Regions from separate parts of the Homo sapiens genome. Here region 2 is linked to region 1. A link is a loop called in an ENCODE intact Hi-C map of the cell type or tissue named here. Cell type or tissue: Caco-2. All regions are shown on one strand. Links, peaks and the distances in the headings refer to the core of each region. The heading gives the core; the rest is flanking DNA.

Evidence for each region. Peaks named below come from ENCODE experiments on the same cell type or tissue, not always from the same donor. Only the 100,000 strongest peaks of a DNase experiment are listed, where the experiment ranks them.
Region 2: it touches region 1 in a loop (7-fold over the local background); 4 of 110 quality-filtered maps call a loop at or near these places.

Annotation. Positions count from the first base shown.
Region 1 is chr10:113,885,830-113,896,600 of GRCh38, reverse strand. All of the region lies in intron 5 of NHLRC2 (NHL repeat containing 2), which reads right to left. Among named protein-coding and RNA genes, the nearest start is that of NHLRC2, 37 kb to the right of the region's middle. In Caco-2, for the core only: no CTCF peak of the experiment used is centred there; a DNase peak (open chromatin) is centred at 4,900.
Region 2 is chr10:113,793,878-113,804,648 of GRCh38, reverse strand. No RefSeq gene overlaps it. Among named protein-coding and RNA genes, the nearest start is that of MIR4483, 21 kb to the right of the region's middle. In Caco-2, for the core only: a CTCF peak has its summit at 4,883 (motif pointing left); a DNase peak (open chromatin) is centred at 4,848.

The DNA of each region.
Region 1 (10,771 bases), core at 1,879-6,878:
CATGCTGGTGCGCTGCACCCACTAACTCATCATCTAGCATTTGGTATATCTCCCAATGCTATCCCTCCCCCCTCCCCCCACCCCACAACAGTCCCCAGAGTGTTATGTTCCCCTTCCTGTGTCCATGTGTTCTCATTGTTCAATTCCCACCTATGAGTGAGAATATGCGGTGTTTGGTTTTTTGTTCTTGCCATAGTTTACTGAGAATGATGATTTCCAATTTCATCCATGTCCCTACAAAGGACATGAACTCATCCTTTTTTATGGCTGCATAGTATTCCATGGTGTATATGTGCCACATTTTCTTAATCCAGTCTATCATTGTTGGACATTTGAGTTGGTTCCAAGTCTTTGCTATTGTGAATAATGCCGCAATAAACATACACGTGCATGTGTCTTTATAGTAGCATGATTTATAGTCCTTTGGGTATATACCCAGTAATAGGATTGCTGGGTCAAATGGTATTTCTAGTTCTAGATCCCTGAGGAATCGCCACACTGACTTCCACAATGGTTGAACTAGTTTACAGTCCCACCAACAGTGTAAAAGTGTTCCTATTTCTCCACATCCTCTCCAGCACCTGCTGTTTCCTGACTTTTTAATGATCGCCATTCTAACTGGTGTGAGATGGTATCTCATTGTGGAGGTTCAAATATTTTTAAAATGCTACATGAAAAAATGTAAATGATTATGTTTTCAAGTCCTCTACCCAGTTCTCCCATTTTTCTCAATGAAATGTAATTACTCCTATGGTAATGTGATAGACCACTAAAAGAAGAGGGCTCCTGAAAGCATTCCTTCACCAATTCCTTAGCTTTGGAACCAGGTGGGTCTGGATTTGAATTGTAGTAGCTACATCACTTTCTAATGTGTGTGCCTCCATTTCCTCATCTGTAAAATGAGCACATCATCACTCTCTACATAAGATTACTGGAAGGAATAAAACAGTGTAAGCAAAGCACCTAACATGGTGCCAGGCATCATGTTAGGTGCTAAATAATTTGCTGTCTTTCAACTTCTATACCTTAGTGTGCTCCCTCCTTTCTCATCCTAGAAAGCTTACATCCAGATATGAACATTCAGATCTCTGCTCAAGCTTCTTCCCTACTCCCCTTATCTAATACCACACACCCATCATTCTTAGCTCCTTACCTTGCCTATTTTTCACTGTAGAATTTATCACTATCTTACATGTTACATATTTATTAATTTACTGCCTTTCTCCTCTACTGAGCATAAGGTCTAAGAGGCCAGCAGCTTTGTTTTATTCACAGTTTTATTAGCAGCACATAGAATAGTGCCTGGCACATGCCAAATGCTCAGTAGGTATTTGTTGAATGAGTAAACTTTCCCCTAGAAACCACAAAAAAAGAAAAAAAGCCCTAAAGCTATCCTAATGATGGTTGGTATTTCCTAATAGTACTAATGATTCATCTCTAATCCCAGAAGTCTGCTATAGATGTGAACCTGTACTATTATCCTCTCAAACAATGATGCTGAATGGGAGTGGCAGCCCACCCTAAAAAATGCTGTGGATATTTGATGGGTAATATATCATATGATAATATAGTCATGCCAGATCACTTACATAATGACTACACTATTTTATTATAAATTATGCTTATTTCTTCTCTATATTTATATTATGTATATATCAATATATAGCACAGGTGGATTATACTACCTATGAATTTCACTTTAGGTATGGTAAAGGAGGCTTTTCATAAAATGTATTATAGGAAGGGGATCTGGGATCTGATAGGGCTGAGAACTCCAAAGCCACACATAACAATAAAGCCTTTCAACATCTCCAACAAGCTTCCATTCATGATAAAAACTCAGCAAACTAGGATCAGAAGGCAATTTATTTAATCTTATAAAGAACATTTTTAAGAAAGTCACAGCAAACATCCTACTTAAGAACAAAATCCTACAAACATCCCCGAGAATAAAAATGAGACAAAGATACCTACTATCAACACTTCTATTTAACACCTTATGGAGGTCCTAGTTTGTGCAACAAAGAAGGAAAAAGAAGCAAAGCACAAAAAGATTAGAAATAAAACTGTAGTTATTAGCAGATGACATAACTATGCACACAAAATCTTCACAATTTTATACAGGAATTTAGCAATGTTGTTGGGTACAGGGTCAATAAGCAAGGATAAATTCTTTTATCGGTTTACAGCAGCAAATATACAAGAAAATTTATAACGACATTCAAAAACATCAAACACCTAAGGGTAAAAAAGATTTATAAGCCTTCTACACTAAGAATCATTATTGAGAGAAATATAGACAGATATTTTTATACAACTTATCTTGATTGAAAAGTCAGCTCCAGCCAATGTTAGGACCTTATGGGTAACAAGACTGGAAGGTTGACCAAGTAAATGAAAATAAAAGGACTCCATCCTTTTAGCTTCTCAGGTCATAAGCCTTGGAGTCATCTTTAATTCCTCCTTTTTCTCACATGTCACACATGATCCATCAGCAAATTATGTAGGCTCCTTATTCAAAATATATTCAAAATCTGACCACTTCTCACCACCTCCACCTTGACCTAAGCCACTATCAGGGATTACTGCAAGAATTCCTTCTGAACTGGTTTGTCATCCTGTTCCCACCTTGAAAACTGCATTTTTCTTTCTCTTTCACATCAATGTCCCACTCTAAGAAAATCTCATAAGGGTGAGTTAGGCAAATTTAGCTCTAAGCTTTAGGAACAAAAACATTTGCTTTTCTTAGCTTGCTTTTAGAGCCTCTGTCTTGGCAAAGGAGAGCTATGTTGGTGCATAGCTGAGTGAAAGATCAAATTTAACTTTGTTATCTAGTTCTCCAAACAGGTCGGTCTAGCTCAGCTGGGGCTTACTATAATAAGGCAAAAGCTTCCCAGTGATAGATAAAGTATGGGCATTGGTTTAGTTTTGGTCTCTGTGTACTTATTTCCTTCAGATGCCCGAGGAAAGAGAAAAAGTAGAGAAGCAGCAGCAGTGTCAGGTCAGGGTTCAGGTGTTTGGAATTCTACATACCAACTTATGAGGATAATGATAATCATCACCCAGGTCACTTTCTGTGTTGATGGCACCGAGCTAATAATTTTACGTGGATTATTTCCTTCAATTTAACAACCTTAACAAGTCTTATTATCATCATCTTCATTTTATAAAAAGCCAGCTTCAAAGAGGCTAAATAATTTGCTGAAATTCACCCAGCTAAACTTGGAAAACGACTTCATTAGTGAATCTGACTCTAGATTATGAGTGTTCTGATGAGAATGAAGGAACTATTTGGTTCAGTTCTCTACTTGCCCGTTTTTCACCCTCCTTCTGCCTCTGACCCATGCAGACTTAGCTCTGGTAACAAGTACTCAAGTGCATTTCTGTCTGTGATCAGAAACAGGGATCTGATTAAATGTACCCACAGCCTCCTACTCCGGGATGCATAGTGAGGTTTACCCCTCTGCCTTTCTCTCCCTGTACCCCTGGGAATGGTCTATGGTTGGATAATGTCTTTAAAGTTATTTTCTAGTCCCTTGCCTTCCCATTTTTGGTTTGGTTCAGATCATCAGCATCTGTTCATGACACTTTATGACAAAATTCTTATCTTATAGAAAACAGTGATAATAGCAAACATGTATATTATATTATGCTTTCTATGCACCAGACACTGTTCTAAGTGCTTTACATATATTAATTCTTATCCTCATGGTAAGCCTTTCAGGTAGGCACTATTTGTATCATCAATTTAGATGGGGAAGTTGAGGTATAAAGAGGCTATGAAACTTGTCCAAAGTCACACAACTACTAAGATGTGGAGCTGCAAACCTAGCTGGTCTGGCTCCAGAGTCCTTGCTCACAGCCACCGTGCTAGACCACTTCTCCAGAAATTTTTACCCTGAGCACTGAAGAGTTTGTTTTTGTAAACAAAATGAAAGTTAAAAAAAAAAAAAGAGGGCTGGCATTTATAATGTCTATCAAAGTAACAAGAGTCATATTAACAATTTACAACTGTTCATCCTGGAGTGTGGCCTCCAAAGCACACAGTTCCATCACTGAGTATGGGTATTAGATTTGTTCCCTCTAAAAAGAATGTGGTAATCATGAACATTTCCATTTTAAATTAAGAGTATACTTACACCTACACAACAAACCTCATACATACCTCCCAATCTCAAATAGAAGGTAAAATTACAAAAAAGAGTGCACTTAATATTACTGACTTTCAACAATCACAAATTAAAAATTTTTTAAAACGACAATGACAGAGGCTGAAAAGGTTCTGAAAATATTTTTAAAGGCAAAACTCACTCATAATTATCAGTAGAGATTAGACATATTTTTAGAAAACAAATAAAATCAACAAAAGAAATATCAACATGAAAATTACCTGAAATCCAGCTTTAAAAAAATTCTGTCATTTTAAGTACCTATGACTAGAACCCTCCTAAGAGCATCCGTGAAATTCTCCATCAGTGCTTCTACACAGATTTGTTTCTACAAAGTCTCTAAACCTCTTATGAATCAAAGTCTTAAGCCACTAGGGAAGGGCAGCAAAGCCTGTCACTTTCCACAGAGCACAGGAAAATACCATTTACAGCTGTGGAAAAGGTAGATGAAAAAATGCTCTACTGACACCAAGCAGAGTTCTCATTCTGCTAGGGGAGAAACAGGAGGCTCCCCAAACCAATCACAGACACAAGACAGATTCTGGCTGCCAGAGAGAGGAACAGCAACAATGAAAAAGCTCCCCACATCCTTTCCTCAAGGCCTAGGCACTCAGGGCCTTCCCAAGGCTGAGGCTGAACAACAGAGAACATCCCCATACACAACACAAGCCTGGGGCAGAATAACAACGAGTAGCAGTCTATCCCTGGGACGGCTGCAAGAGTGGAGAGAGGGAACCACCATGTGGCTTCATTGTACAGGGACGACTGAAAGCTGAGGGTAGAGCACTAACACTAAGAAAACCCTCCAGCTAATCTAGGCCCATGTACTGAGGCAAAATCAGAAGGCAACAACTGCCCAGCTAGAGGAATTTAAAACATGTGGTGCATTGACATAGCAATAATAAAACCAAGGCCCAGCTCAGCTCCTGACCAAATTGACTCAATCTTTCATAATTATAACATAAGTACTATTTATCTCAGCCTCTATTGTTTTATACAAGATGACTGACATATAATAAATAATGAGAAGACACACATAAAAGCAAAAACATTACCCGCTTCCGAGTAACAAAGGAATGATCAGAAACAGACTCGAGGATAGTCCCCAGATTTGGAACTATCTAATACAGACTTTGAAATAACTATGCATAGTATGTTAAAGAACCTAGAGAAAAAGGTGGTCAACACACCTAAATAGATAAGGAATTTCAGCAGAGATGAATCTGTAAGAAATACAAATGCTATATTAAAAAGGCATAATATTAGAGATGAAAAATTCCTTCTACAAATGATATGGTTTGGCCGTGTTCCCACCCAAATCTCATCTCGAATTGTAATCTGAATTGTAATCCCCACAAGTCGAGGGAGGGACCTGGTGGAAAGTGATTGGATCATGGGGGTAGTTTCCCTCTTGCTGTTCTCATGATAGTGAATGAGTTCTTACGAGATCTGGTTGCTTAGTAACTGTCTGGCACTTCCCCCTTGGTACTCTCTCTTGGCTGCCTGCTAAGTAAGATGTGCCTTGTTTCCTCCTCATCTTCTGCTGTGATTTCAAGTTTCCTGAGGCCTCCCCAGCCATGTGGAACTGTGAGTTAATTAAACCTCCTTTCTTTATAAACTACCTAGTCTCAGGTAGTATCTTTATAGCAGTATGAGAATGGACTAATACAACAGGCTCATCAGTTGACTAGACACAGCTGAAGAAAGAATTAATGACTGAAGATAAATTGGTAGAAATTACTAGTACAAAAAGAAAAAATAAGAAGAATGAATAAAAAGAACACAATATGCAAGAGTTATTGAATATAATATTAAGAAGAAATCTAACATGAGTAACTGAAGTCCCAGAAAGAGAAAGACAGAAAGGGGCAGAAAAAAATATCTGAAGAGATAATGAGTGAGAATTTCTTGACAATAATGAACATCAAACCACAGATTCAAGAACTCCAAGCAGGATAATTCTTAGATATATCAAACTGCTGAAAACCAAAGATAAAATCTTGAAAGCAACCAGAGAAAAAAATACACTTTACATATAAAGAACAAGAGATAATATTAAAACAGGTGTCTTGTGGAAAACTATGTAAGTCAAAAGACAATGGAGTAATATCTTTAAAATAGTAAAAGAAAAAAATGTTAATCCAGATTCACATACGCAATAAAAATAACTTTCAAAAATGAAAGCTAGATACTTTTTCAGACCAGAATAAAGGCAAGAAAAATCACTGCCAGCAGACCTGTGTCATAAGAAGTTCTTCAGGCAGAAGCAATGACTCCCAACAGACATTTGGGACTTTAAGAAAACAGCCACTGTGGAAAACAGTCTGGCAGTTTCTTGTACACATTCACTTACCATATGACCCAGTAATCTCATTCTTAGGCATTTGCCCAAGAGAAGTGAATGCATATTACCACAAAACAAAAACTGTGCACAAACGTTTATGGAGGTTTTCTATAGCCACTGAAAACTAGAAATACCTTCAAATGTCTATTAACTGGTGAATGAATAAACAAACTGTGGTAGAGCCATACAACGAACTACTACTCAGTGATAAAAGAGAACAAATTACTGATACATGGAACCACAGGGATGAATCTCAAAAACATTATGCTAAATGGAAGAAGCCAGACATGAAAGATGACAGAGAACAGGAAAGAGATCACTGCTGCCAGTTGCTGCAGTGAGTGTGGTGATGGCGGGGGGAGACTCAACAACAGGCTATGAAATAACTTTTTGGGATGAAAATATTCTGTATCTTGACTGTGGTAAAAGTTACAAGACTGCACTTCTTTGTCAAATTTCATAGAATTATATACCTAATAAGGGTAAATTTTACTGTATATAAATTATACCTAATTAACCTAAAAAAAATCAACACCAAGTCAATGTGATAAGGCAGTATAAGAATCTTCTCTCAAATTTTAGACATAAAGATATAACTTATTTTAACAAAATAAAAATGTACTAGTCATACTGCATCAAATTTATTCCTTCAAAACTCCGTGTCATCTGATTTTTTTAAAGCAAAAATATTTTCATGGTATTTTATATCATATTAATAATGCGAGTCAGAGAAGCATTTATTGAAGCACATAAATACGAACACTGTAGATTATCAGACTAGCATACTAAATAGTTGGATTTCAACCATTAAAGGTTGTAGAAGAATGGCTAAACTTCTATCTAGGGAAAATGTTGATTAAAGGGCCAAGAAAGGTTAATGGGATTCTGGCACGTTATCCTTTCTATAAATGACTCAAAATCAGGTAAAGTCTTAAAGTACTTAGATACTGATAGGGGTTTTGGCTGGGCGCAGTGGCTCATACCTGTAATCCCAGCACTTTGGGAGGCCAAGGCGGGCAAATCACTAGAGGTCAGGAGTTAGAGAACAGCCTGGCCAACATGGTGAAACCCCATCTCTACTAAAAATACAAAAATTAGCCAGGCATGGTGGTGCACACCTGTAATCTCAGCTACTTGGGAGGCTGAGGCAGGAGAATTGCTTGAACCCGACAGGCAGAGGTTGCAGTGAGCCGAGATCACGTCACTGCACTCCAGCCTAGGTGATATGGCGAGCCTCAGTCTCAAAAAAAAAAAAAAAAAAAGATACTGATAGGAGTTTCAACCTTTATGCTAAACGTCTTTCAGGTTGTTGTCTGGTACAAATGGAGTCAACACAGACCTGATACACATTTTAGAAACATTACAATGTATCTGCTGAAAAAATGAACTTACTGTAGTAATTATTTTTGGTGCATGATGTTCTGACCACATTAAGAATGACAATTAAAAAATGAACACAGATAAAATGTAATTTTGTAAAAGTCACTTTATATTAATTATTTTTATAACTATACGGCATAGTCAGGTTAAATATTCAGATACCATTTAAAATACATAAACACATGCATTTACATACTACATGTAGATTTAAAATAATGAGATATTTCTAGTCCCTTTCCTACATCTTTTTCAAATTTTTAATTGACCAATAATAATTGTGTACATTCGTGGGGTACAATGTCATGTTTTGATCTATGTGTATACTGTAGAAAGATTCAATCAAGCTAAATAATATATCTATGAATATACCAACATTTTTTTCTGTGTGGTGCAAATGTTAAATATTTATTCTTTTAGCAGCTGTGAAATACACATTAATAACTACAAGTCAGTCACCATGCAGTGCACAATTATCTCTAAAACTTATTCCTCCAATTGAAACTTTGTACCCTTTGATCAACCTCTTCCCTTTCCCCATACCTTCCCTTATTCCTAGCCTCTAGCAACCACCTTCCTACGTTCTTTTTCTGAGATTTTCTTACAATTTTTTTAAATTTACTTTTTATTTTAAAATTTCTTTTGTAGAAATAGTGTCTTGCTATGTTGACCAGACTGGTCTCAAACTCCTGGCCTTAAGAAATCCTCTCACCTTAGCCTCCCAAAGTGCTGGGATTATAGGCATGAGCCATCATGCCCGGCCTAAGATTGACATTTTTAGATTCCACAAGTAAGATCATACAGTATCTGTCTGTCTGTGTTTGGCTTATTTCACTTAGCATAATGTCCTCTGCTTCCATCCATGTTGTCATGAATGACAGTATTTAAAGCTGTATAGTATTCCAGTGTATAGATATACATTTTCTTTTTGTTTTTTTAGAGACAGAGTCTTGCTCTGTTGCCCAGGCTGCAGTGCAGTGGCATGATCTTGGCTCACTGCAACCTCCGCCTCCCGGGTTCAAGTGATTCTCCCACCTCAGCCTCCCAAGTAGCTAGGATTTTTACAGGCATCTACTATCACGCCCAGCTAATTTTTGTATTCTTGTATAGACGGGGCTTCACCACGTTGGCGAGGCTGGTCTTGAACTCCTGACCTCAGGTGATCTGGCCGCCTCAGCCTCCCAAAGTGCTGGGATTACAGGCATGAGCCACCATGCCCAGCCTTAGATATACATTTTCTTTAACCATTCATCCACTGATGGACACTTGGGTTGCCTCCATATCTTAGCAATTGTGAATACTGCTGAAATAAATATGGGAGTGCAAATATCTCTATGACACAGCAATTTAAATGCCTTTGTTAAGTCAGACTGATGGATCATATAAATATTCTATTTTTAGTTTTTTCAGCCACCTCCATACTATTTTCCAAAATGTCTGTATTAATTTACAATCCCAACAGTGTACAAAGGTTCTCTTTTTTCCGCATCCTCATCAACATTTATCATTTGTCTTTTTGATAAAGTCATTCTAACAGGTGTGAGGTAATATCACATCATTGCTTTAATTCTCATTTCCTTGATGATTAGAGATGATGAATATTTTCTCATATATCTGCTTACCATTCATATCTCTTTTGAGAAATGTTTGTGATACCCTTTCCCTATATTTTAGTTAGGTTGTTTTCTTGATATTGAGTTGAGTTCCTTACATATTTTGGATATTAGCCCCTTATTGGTTATATGGTTTGCAGATATTTTCTCCCAACCCATAGGTTGTCTCTTCATTCTGTTAACTGTTTTCTTTGCTGTATAGAGCTTTTTAGTTTGATGCAATCCCACTGGTCTATTTTTGCTTTCGTTGCCTGTGTTTTTGGAGTCCTATCCAAGAAATCATTCATTGCCCAGATCAATGCTGTGGAGCTTTTCCTGTTTTCTTCTTGTAGCTTTACCATTTCAGGCCTTGTGAGTCTTTAATCTATTTTGAGTTGGTTTTTGTATATGATATAGTCCAATTTCATTCATCTGCATGTGGATATCCAGTTTTCCCAACACCATTTATGGAACGAATTGTCCTTTCCTCATTGTGTGTTCTTGGCACTTTTGTTGAAAATCATTTGACTGTAAATACTTGGGTTTATTTCTGGGTTTTCTATCCTGTTATATTGGTTGATATGTGTGTTTTTATAACAGTACCATGCCATTTTGATTACAATAGCTTCATAGCTTGAAATCAGGAAGTGTGATGCTTCCAGCTTTGTTCTTTCTGCTCAAGACTGTTTTGGCTATTCAGGATCTTTTCTAGTTCCATACACATTTTAAGATAGTTTTTTTCTATTTCTAAGAAAAATCACAACACAGTTTTGATAGAAATTACACTGAATCTGTATAATGGTTTGGGTAGTATGAACATTTTAACAATATTAATTCTTCCCATCCATGAACATGGAATATCTCTCCATTTATTTGTCTTCTTCAAATTATTTCATCAATGTTTTATAGTTTTCTGTGTACAGATCTTTCCACCTCCTTGGTTAAATTTACTCTTAAATATTTACTTTTTTAAATGCTGCTGTCAATGAAATTGTTTCCATAATTTCCTTTTTGGATAGTTCACTGTTAGTATATAGAAACACTATTAATTTTTGTATGTTGATTTTGTAATCTTCAACTTTACAAAATTTATCAGCTCTAATAGTCTTTTGGTAGAGTCATAAGGATTTTCTACATATAAAATCATGTCATCAGCAAATAGAGACAATTTCACTTTTCTTTTCCCATATGGATGCCTTTTATTTCTTTTTCTTACCTAATTGCTCCTCTTCCCATAAGGAACCACTAGTATAAAAATGTACATTTATCATTCTTCTTACTTTTTAACT
Region 2 (10,771 bases), core at 1,936-6,935, 92 kb after region 1:
GGAGCCACTGATTACTAATGGCTGGTTTGGACTCCTGGAAGAAAGGAAATCAACATTTTATAAAAACACTAAAGAAAAGCAGTTTAGTGTCATCAGTGGCTTGGGAGTCAAACAGCCTTGGTTGGAATTCTTACCCCTTAGTAGAAGGTTATTTAACTCCTCTACACCTTAGTTCCTTCTATAAAATAAGCTACTAATTAGTCTTCACTCCATGGAGCCACTACATTATAAGTGAGAAGATTCATGTGTGCTAGGTGTTTAGCACAGAGCAGGTGCAATCAGCACCCTGGAATGTTTGCTCTGACCTTCCCTAGTCATGCTCCCACTTTACAGAATGTCATGTTGAAGGCCCCTCCAAGCTTTCATCCTGAGGAATCTTGATATGGCAGCCCGCGCTCCCAATTCCATTCAGACCCTTCAGAGGCATTCTGACTCCTCTCCAATGAGCCTTGGAATGTGGCAATTGAAATTGTTTCAAAGATTCTAGATACACTGTAATTTACAGAGTTTAGCTTGCATATCCCTTTCTGAGGATGCTTTACATTTAGTTGGCGTTTGTTTTTAGTTCCAGTACTTTGAGCTCACAGGAAACTCCATAAGGATAACTCACAGGGATTGCTGAATCCCATAATTATTTAAGTGTGATTTCCTTGTTCTCTTGCTTACCTTGAAATTTTCTACTTCTATTCTGGCCGCTCTCAGAACTTAGTGAGCTGTTTTGCCATTTATTCTTAGTAGCTTGACATTCTGCTTCTCTAGAAAACGTATCGTGATGTGCAAACTTGGAGATCTCAATTCTGAATTACTTATAGAAATTTAAGACTAATTCTAGCACAAATGCCTGGGAGGTCATTAGTATTTGCAGTTTTTCTATTCAAAGAAGAATCATCCATCTTTCCCCAGTCTTTGGCTGAGTTCTCAGTTCTTCAGGCCTGGATTTATTTTGTTTTAGGCACTAAATCCATGTGCCTGAGCTAACTTGCATTTTAACTTTACGTGGTCACTCTATCCATATCTGATATTTGGCTTTTTGCATGATTAAATTCTGGCTCCTGAGCCCCATGATTGGGGATAAGCACAGCCTTCAGTTTAGACCCTCAGTAACACACTCAGGTTAGCTGTTCCTCTAATTGTCTTTTTGCCAGGCGTTGTGCCAGCATATCCATGCTAGGTCTTGTGCTAGGGAGACATGAATTACAACCCCAGTGTTGTTTTCCTGTCTTTACTACCTCAGAGATTTCTTGTCATGAATCAAGCAACAGAACTGAAATTGATATTTAACTTTGTAAACTTCCCAGTGCCAGAATGCCCCAAATGATTACATTAAACAAGAACTACTTGCAAAGCTGTTCTTCTGTTTGTGTGTTTTGTCAGCCTTTGAAAGATTAACCATGTGTGGACGTGAATCCAATAAGAGATACATACTTCCTATGTACCGTGGAATGAGGAAGTAGCAAGGGAACTTCACTGATAGCAAGCTGGGTCTCTCTCGTGATGGAAATAACAGTGTAGGCCACATGTGGTGGCTCATGCCTGTAATCCTAACACTTTGGGAGGCCGAGGTGGAAGGATTGCTTGAACCCAGGAGTTTGAGACCAACTGGGCAACATAGTAAGATCCCATTTCTAAAAAAAAAAAAAGAAAATACAAAAATTAGCTGGGCGTGGTGGCATGTGCCTGTAGTCCCAGCTACTGGGGAAGCTAAGGCAGGAGGATCTCTTGAGCTGGGAAGATCAAGGCTGCGGTGAGCTGTGATCACACCACTCCATTCCAGCCTTCATGACAGAGTGGGACCCTGTCTCAAAGAAAGAAAGAAAGAGAAAAGAAAGATAAAGAGAGACAGAGAAAGAGAAAAAGAAAAATAGCAGTGAAGCCATTCTGCATTTTAAAAGCCAAGATTGATTGGATTCTGTAACATTCTTGGTACTGTTTTGTTCTGACTCCAAATTCCAACAGTACAATGAAAGCCAAGCCTTTTTTGGATTAAAATAAATGACTGACATTAATCTTCCTCTTGCTCATCTACTGCTTTATTACTTACAAAGCCTTGCCCCAGTCATCTCACTTAGCCAAACCCAGACCAACCTGTGCAGCTGTCCTGATAGCCCTTACTCAGAGCTTTGGTAAACCAGTTTGTTCTTTTCTTTCCAGAACCAGGTTTGGACCAGCTAAGAAAGTTCCTAGAAGCAGGCTGGGTTAGAAGAAGTCTCCCACTTTCTCCCCATATCCTTGTCTCTTCCCAAATGCTGCTACTCTGCTTTTGTTTGTTCTACTCAGACGTGTAGCTTAGTGTTCTTCCATCATAGGGGGCCTGCAGAGAACCAGGAGGGGAAGAAGAAGGACTCCACATCCTTTACTCCTTTTCAACAGCAGCCTTTGAAATCACCAGATCATCTTCGAGCTTCTCAGTGCTCCCTATTGATTCAAACAACAGATCTAGAAGTTAGGAGTCCTAGGTTCAAGTTCTTATTTTGCTACTAACTGAGTCAACTTGGGCAAGTCTTTCAACTTCCTGGGGTCCTTAAACCTCATTCTGTAGATGAGAACGTTAGATTGGATGGCCTCCCATACTCTGTCCAATCCCAGCACGCCATGTATTATAGAGAAGCTTCGAGTGCCTGCTATGAGTGAGACAGAGTCTTGGTACCTGCTCCTCAGTAACTAGAGTGCAGTTGGGGAGTGAAGGCACCACACAGTGTTATCAGTATGAGGCTATGTGTCATGGAATGCCCAGGCCGTTGATGGCTGAGACTCACAATTTTGACTGCAGCACTGGAAAATAATACTGAATGCAATTCGTAAACAAGTCTGTGAGCTCTTGGGAGGCCAAATATCATCAACTCTTTTGCAATTTGTTAGCGTAGGGACAGATGTTTGCAAATTGTAGATATTTACATGGATGAAATACAATACTCTAAGGGGATTTTATTGGAATGAAATGTCCAGTCACCATATTGTAAATTTAATTCCAACCAGAATCTTTATTAAGCCTTTGGGGCAGGCGGACATGGGGATATAAACATTTTAAAACTCGGCTGCTCTCCAGAAGCCAGCACTCGGAAATGCAGCAGTCTTCTTTCCAGTTGCTGAAAAGTTAATGTCCTATTTTAGTCACATTTAAGTAACTTTAATTGAACCTTAACTCCTATTAGCTAGTTCTTGAAACACCAAGAAAAAGTCAGGGCATGCACAGGTATTTGGAACAATAGCTACGTTTTGGGTGAGTGTTCTTAGCCACACTTGATAATGCACCAGGGTTCCCATTAAATAACAGCCCTTAGTTTAGGCCTCTCCACATGGAAGACCCTCAAAAAAATTATTGTTAGGGGATTTCCCCTGAAATTCCAGTGTACCTGAAAGCCAACTTGAATTAAAGAAAATAGGCCAGGCGCAGTGGCTCTCGCCTGTAATCTTAGCACTTTGGGAGGCCAAGGTGGATGGATCATGAGGTCAGGAGTTCAAGACCAGCCTGCCCAAAATGGTGAAACCCTGTCTTTACTAAAAATACAAAAATTAGCCGGGCATGGTGGCAGGTGCCTGTAATCCCAGCTACTTGGGAGGCTAAGGCAGAACCTGAACCCAGGAGGTGGAGGTTGTAGTGAGCCGAGATCTCGCCACTGCACTCTAGCCTGGGCAACAGAGCAAGACTCCATCTCAAAAAAAAAAGAAAAAAGAAAAAGAAAATAATTAACACTGGTGCACTTGAACATTATAAAAGTCGTTTGCATTTCCATTATTTTCTCATCTAAACCCTAGTTTACAAAGGAAAAAACTGAGATTTATGGAGATTAATCTGCTCAAGATCACATTTTCATGGCATCAAGAGTCCTCTACCTTTAACTTAAAATTCCGTGATTCTTTCCAAAGTGCTGATGATTTTAAACACAGATAAATGCAGACATAAACACAGATAGAGATGCTGGTTAAGGAGTACAAAGCTTCAGTTAGGAGGAATAAGTTCTGGAAATCTATTATACAGCATGGTGACTATAATCAATAACAATATATAGATAGTATACTTGAAAACTGCTACGGGAGTAGACTTTAAATGTTCTCATCACAAAAATGCTAGGTATGTGAGGTGATGGATACATCAATTATTTGATTTAATAATTCTATAATATATACATATATCAAAAAATCTCCATATATCTCTACATAAACATCATATATATCTATATATATCACCATATCTATATCTATATAAATATCTATATTTTATGCATACTATAAGAATAGATAAATAGATATATTTCTCCTAATAACTTTGCATTCTTTGGAGGTAAAGAAGTCCTCGAGAGGGCTGGGCACAGTGGCTTACACCTGTAATCCCAGCACTTTGGGAGGCTGAGATGGGTGGATTACCTGAGGTCAGGAGTTCAAGACCAGCCTGGCCAACATGGTGAAACCCCATCTCTACTAAAAATACAAAAATTAGCCGGGAGCGATGGCAGGTGCCTGTAATCCCAGCTGCTTGGGAGGCTGAGACAGGAGAATCACTTGAACCCAGGAGGCAGAGGTTGCAGTGAGCTGAGATCATGCCACTGCACTCCAGCCTGGGTGACAAGAGTGAAAATTACATCTCAAAACAAAAAAGTCCTCAAGAAAGAAGAAATCCTTTATTCAGTGACATTTTTCTTCCCCATACTTTTCCAGGCTTTCACATACCTTGCCTCGGTTGCATGCATTGAACTTCCCAAATATCAGACCCAAGTATGAATTTCAGGAAAAGCCAGAAAACTCCACACCAATCCTTGAGAATAATTTTAAGAAATTCTTCAGTCCTTAAAGATTCCTTTTGGTGTCCGGTGTGCTTCTTAATCAGGGCTAGCGTCCGGCCTGTTTTTAATTTCCCTCTTCTGCCATCTGCTGGTAGTACATCTGCAGTGGCATCTTCCAGAACATAAGCCACAAGATCATTCGTGTTCCTTGGGTCAGACTCTCTGTAAAACTTAAGTGATTCTCAATTCCAGCTGCATATTAGAATCATATGGGACATTTTCAAAAGTATTAATGCCCAAGTCCCACCCCTAGAGATTCAGATTCATTTAATTTGGAAACGATCACCAGTATTTTCTGAAAAGTTCACCAGAGAGTTAATACGTAATATGTAGCCAGTGAGACCCACTGGCCTAAACAATCAAGTCTAACTAGTACAGATAATGGGAAAGTTAATGTAACCAAGGAAAATCTGCATTCAATTTGGTCATATCTAGATGAGTTCTCCAACTCATTTTATACTGTTAATATAACTCACTCCAACTCTATGTGCTTTTTATGGATTAAAAAATTGAAATCAATTATTTGCAGTCTTTCAGGATTTTCCTCATGATTAAACAGGAATACACCCTAAAGTAAATCAGCTTTATTATTTTTTCCACATTTCATATTATAAGCTATGATATAAACAAGTACTAAAAATAAAATGAGTTCTGAAAAAGGTATAATTCAGAAAGAAGTAGGCTTGTATTTTATATTAATGTTCCTATAAATGTTGCATCCCTTTTCCACATTGAAGTTAGACTAAAAAATCAGAAGCTTGATTACTTTGTAAGCAGATAGATTGAAAAGGCAATTTATTTGAGATTGAATTTCTGTCTAATCATGAGGAAAACTGAAAATTTGCAGAAGAAAATAATATAAGCTTTATACACACACAATACATTATGTACAGATCCTATGTATTTTTACATATTTCAAATGAGTGGGACATAAGGGTTTGATATTCTTGGAAGTGAATTTAACAAATGATCCAAAGAATATCTAATAAAATAAGCAAGCATCAATCCTGTTTTCCCAGGAGATATTCTGTAGGTCTGAGGGTCAGGAAGCGCCCCTAGACCCCAGCTAACCCCAATCTCAAGTAGCCCAAATGGAAATGTGATGTGCATATTCTAATAGATTCTCATAATTGTTGGAATGCTTTCCATGTTGTCAGTAGAGAATGTCAGTTTTTTTTTAATCATTGCCTGTACCTCTGACTTGCTGAGCCACCTGGAACTAGGGACACCGAAGCTGTGGCATTTTCTCCTTAACTATGTGAGCTTTCTGGAAAAACAGAACCAAAATCAAAACCAACTAACCAACAAACCAACCAAACAACAACAAAAAACCCTCTTAGTAGCTTTTGGCTTTTAGACTTTGAGCTTTAAAACTTTTAGGAACACCACACAAAATTCACAATCTTGTTAAGGAGTGATTTTTCAGTCTGATGAGAGAGACTTGTCACTGTTAGCCCCAATGGTAACTTTTTGGGGAAATAATATAATAGAACATAAGCAATTCTTGAACAAGATGGATCTGAAATTTTCACTGAACTTAAAAGATTTCCAGTAAATACTAACCTTACAAAAATTAAGGCAACATGAAAGAAAGGCAGAGTAAATTCAGTTGTTTTCGGTTTTATTGCCTGATTTCAACTTGGTTTAAGTTCTAAAAATATCATGTAATTATTTCCATGGCTGAAGAAATGAGTTACAAAACTAGAGAGATGTGATCTTGAAATAATTTGAAAACAACCCACTAGCCCAATCTCTCACCCTTATTTTATCTAGAAGATTAAATGATTGTCCTGGTGAATTTCTCAATATTAATTAAAATTAGAGGTTTAGAACAATGGCTATGTCTTTGGTGAGTATTTTTAGCCATACTTGATTAGATTAAGATTCTAATTCTGATTATTTACAACAGACCTAGGGGGATAATGTGATTTTTAAAATTTCTGTTAAAATTATTTTGTACATGGAAGGAAACCATTTCAGCGCCCTTCGATACTGAAATGTAAACAGCTAGTTTTAAATTCCTGAGATTAGTGTCAATCTCAACCAAAATATTATCACTAAAATGAATTGTCATACCTATTTAAACTATTTAAAACTAAACAGGATTACTCACGGAAATCCAGTTTACTGGATTTAAACATCACCAAATTGTTTGGAAGGGAAGTTTCGTTATTTGGAGGGCAGACAGGTTTAAAATCAAGGTGAGACATAGAGAACTTAAAACATATTCAGTGTTGTACAGTGAGTAAATGGGGAGGGTGGGACTAACTTCAGATGTTTTGGTGGTCACCAATATTCCATTGCCTTGGGAACCCCGCTGTTGAACTCATTAGTGACAATACTCTCATTTTAGTTCTCTTGATAAATGCAAACCTCTGCAGATTTTAAACCAATTTCTTGCCTTTTTCAAACTGTGCACTCTGTCATTTGAATGTTAAATTCCAGAGCTCTTTATTCCAAAAGATGTCACTAGGAAATGTCTGATCCATTCCAACCGCCTTGCAGAAATACAGCAAAATTATGAAGCAAAAAAATATTTGGAGGCTTTACAAGGGTACTCATGTGGGACTGCTATTTCTCAGGACAAAGACAAGTTATTCAAAAGATTACATTTGTCAGACAAAAAAGGAGAAAGGCAAGATTATGCTGGCAGCAGAAACCCAGTCTAGCAAGACCCAAGATTTTAGGAATAACAGCAAATTCACAAAAGGGTTTTGATGTTATCAGTATGTTAAATCTATTGAAAAATTTTAGATGATTAATTTAAAATATGTGTATTTAGTCCATAGCATAATTATACTTAATTTTAGCATAAGTACACTATTAATTTTCTTTCCTTCCTTCCTTCCTTCTTCCCTCCCTCCCTCCCTTCCTTTTCTTTCTTCTTTTTCTTTCTTTTCTTTCTTTCTTCTTTTTTTGAGACAGGGTTTCCCTCCCATTGCTCAGGCTGGAGTGCAATGGCACAATCTTGGCTTATTGCAACCTCCACCTCCCGGGCTCAAGCAAGTCTCCTGCCTCAGCCTCCAGGGTAGCTAGGACTATAGGTGCATGCCACCGCACCTGGCTAATTTTTGTATTTTTTGTAGAGATGATGTTTTGCCATGTTGGCCAGGCTGGTCTCGAGCTCAAGTGATCCACCTGCCTCGGCCTCCCAAAGTGCTGGGATTATAGGCGTGAGCCACTGCACGCGGCCTCACTATTAATTTTCAATTCAGATGTCAGTCATTAAAAAGTCCCTAAAATAATTGGCAGGAAATATATAGCTTCTAAGAACTTTGTGTGGAAAACAGATCTATTATTATAATTTTTATGCTGGAATTGATGATTTTACCAAAATGTAAGCTCCATGAGATCAGCAATTTTTTTACTTCTTTGGTCTGTTTTGTTGTTGTTTGTTTGTTTTTTAGATGGAGTCTTGCTCTGTCGCCAGGCCAGAGTGCAGTGGTGTGATCTCGGCTCACTGCAGCCTCTGCCTCCCGGGTTCAAGCGATTCTCCTGCCTCAGCCTCCTGAGTAGCTGGGACTACAGGCACGCGCCACCACGCCTGGCTAATTTTTGTATTTTTAGTAGAGATGGGGTTTCACCATGTTGGCCAGGATGGTCTCGAACTCTTACAGTTCTGGTGCCTTGATTAGTACTTGGAATGTGATTGGTCCTAGAAATATTTGTTGAGTGAACGGCTTTTCTTAAACTGATACAAATTGGCTAGCAAGTAGACAAAACTAAAATTGTGGACAACTTACCAAAGCTAAAGAGCACTTAGTACTTAGAGCTTATTCCTATTTTCAGGTTTCATCAATTTGGGATTAAGGAAGGGAATTTGGTTTTGATGTTGATTTTGTTTTTACCAAATCTTCAGCCCCTGTATGTGCAGCCACGTGCTCACCTTGACAGTTTGCAATGCCAGAGATGGCAATAGAAAGAGGGGTTATATTTAATGTGTCTTTATGTCTTCAGGGTGTCTTGTGCATAGTGGGTATTCAGTGCATACTTATAGAGTTGTGTTGGAATAGGCAACTTACGTTTTAAGCATAGCTTTCTATTTTTCTTGGCAAATTTTATTCTGGGAAAGGAACGACATAAGCGCTGAACACATAGACATATTGTTATTCAGTCCTGCCACAATGATTAAGTTTGGTTTTATTTCCAGACCTGAAATGAAAATCAGTTAACATATGGGAAATGCTGCACAATTCCTCTCTACCTGCCTGTCATTTTCTAAGGAAGTGCTAGCTGCATGCTTTCCCATGTGGTTTTACAGTGGATTTATGTTGTATTAAGATACTGTGGTTAATAAGCATTTCGATATGAGAGTCAGGTAGGTTGACACTTACTGGCTAAGTTTGCCCTGTGCTGCCCCCACCTAAGCAGGGCTCATGTCACACAGCAGGGGAGACTTCATGGCTGAATTTTCATAGGATGGCACCAGGGGCAGTTGGGCACTCAAGGAGTGGGTACAGTGAATGCACTTTCCACCTCCTCACTACACCTTCCCCTGTCCTATCAGTCCACATTCTTTAAAGTCACTGCAGTGTTTTTGAATGCTAACTTTCTATACACTTTGCTTCCTTTCCAAGTGGCAATCTTCGTGTCTAGAGTGATGGGATCCAGAATTTTCCCATCTGAAAAGACATACGTTTTTCCTAAATATTCATTTAGTCTTTAATAATTGGCATCCCAAGAAAATCAACAGAGCGTTTAACGGTAGCAGCTTCACCTGATGGTCCCTGAGTCTTTAAGTGATTCCCTCGTACCATGCACTCGAGGCAGAAACTCCCACTAACTGCTGGGGACCCCGACCTTGAAGGCACAGCATTTATACTGAGAAGCTGGGTGACAAGTAGACTGACTGCCATTATAGATGAACAGAAGCAGGTGTGGATGCTTCAAGCCATGGTGGTGATGAGAAAAGTAGTTCTTTCTCAACCTAAAAGACAATAACCAATGTTGGCTTACTTTGAAGCCAGATCACTTCCAGAACCCTGAAGTCACATAGTCACAGGATTTGATTGCTTTATTTTGTGAAGGACAATGAGGGAAGTGACTTTTTTAGATCATGTCATTTCTATATTAGAGGTCTAGCTTTAAATTCTTGAACTGCTTGGGGCACAAGGACTGAAAATATGATAGAACCCAAGCTTCTAGCCTAGACATTCTCTGATACAATATCATGCAGAAAGAGTTGTATTTGTTTAAGGGCTCAAAGAAATGAACAAAGGATTAAAAATCCTGAGAGAAAGATAGAAAGAGACAAATATCAATAGGCACACAAGAGAATGAGTCTAAGATTATAACAATAATCAAATGTGGAACACTTTTTTAAGCATAATGGGATTAAAATAAATTTTGACTGCAAAACAAAGACCTCAAATAACTATCTTCCTCTGAAGAATTTTTGGGAAATGTGTCTCTGGAAAGTATGTCATGTGGCTGCCATCTGTCAGATGAAATTAAGGAAATAAATCTGCTGATTCGTTGACCAGCCAGCCTGTCATTATTGTTCTCTCAACATGAAATAATAGACAAGTTATTAAGTTAAAAGGTTTTTGGATATTAACTTTAAAAAGGAGAAGAAAGGATAATTTTCAAGTGGGAAGAAAAGTAGGTACTGGAAACCACCTTGATTTTGTGTTGACATCAAGATATGACAAACAAAACATGACGTCTATTGACATTGGCAAAAATGAAATGTTTCAGTGATACCCAGAGAAAGTCAAGACAAATGAGTGGGATTTGTTTTTCCATCAAAGGGTAGGGCAAGTTTTAGGAATCTGGGTGAGATGTTGCATCTGTTAACATTTTGTGGGGAAAATTAGTTCACATAGACTGATAAATCCCAGTGACTGTAGAAACCATCTGGACTTCCCATATTCCTCTCCATAACCTCTCTCCAACATGGACTGTCTTTCCTAGTTAGACAAGAATGTGGAGTTAGATCTTAGTTCTACAACTTAATAACTGTATGACCTCTCTGATCTTTAGTTTCCCCA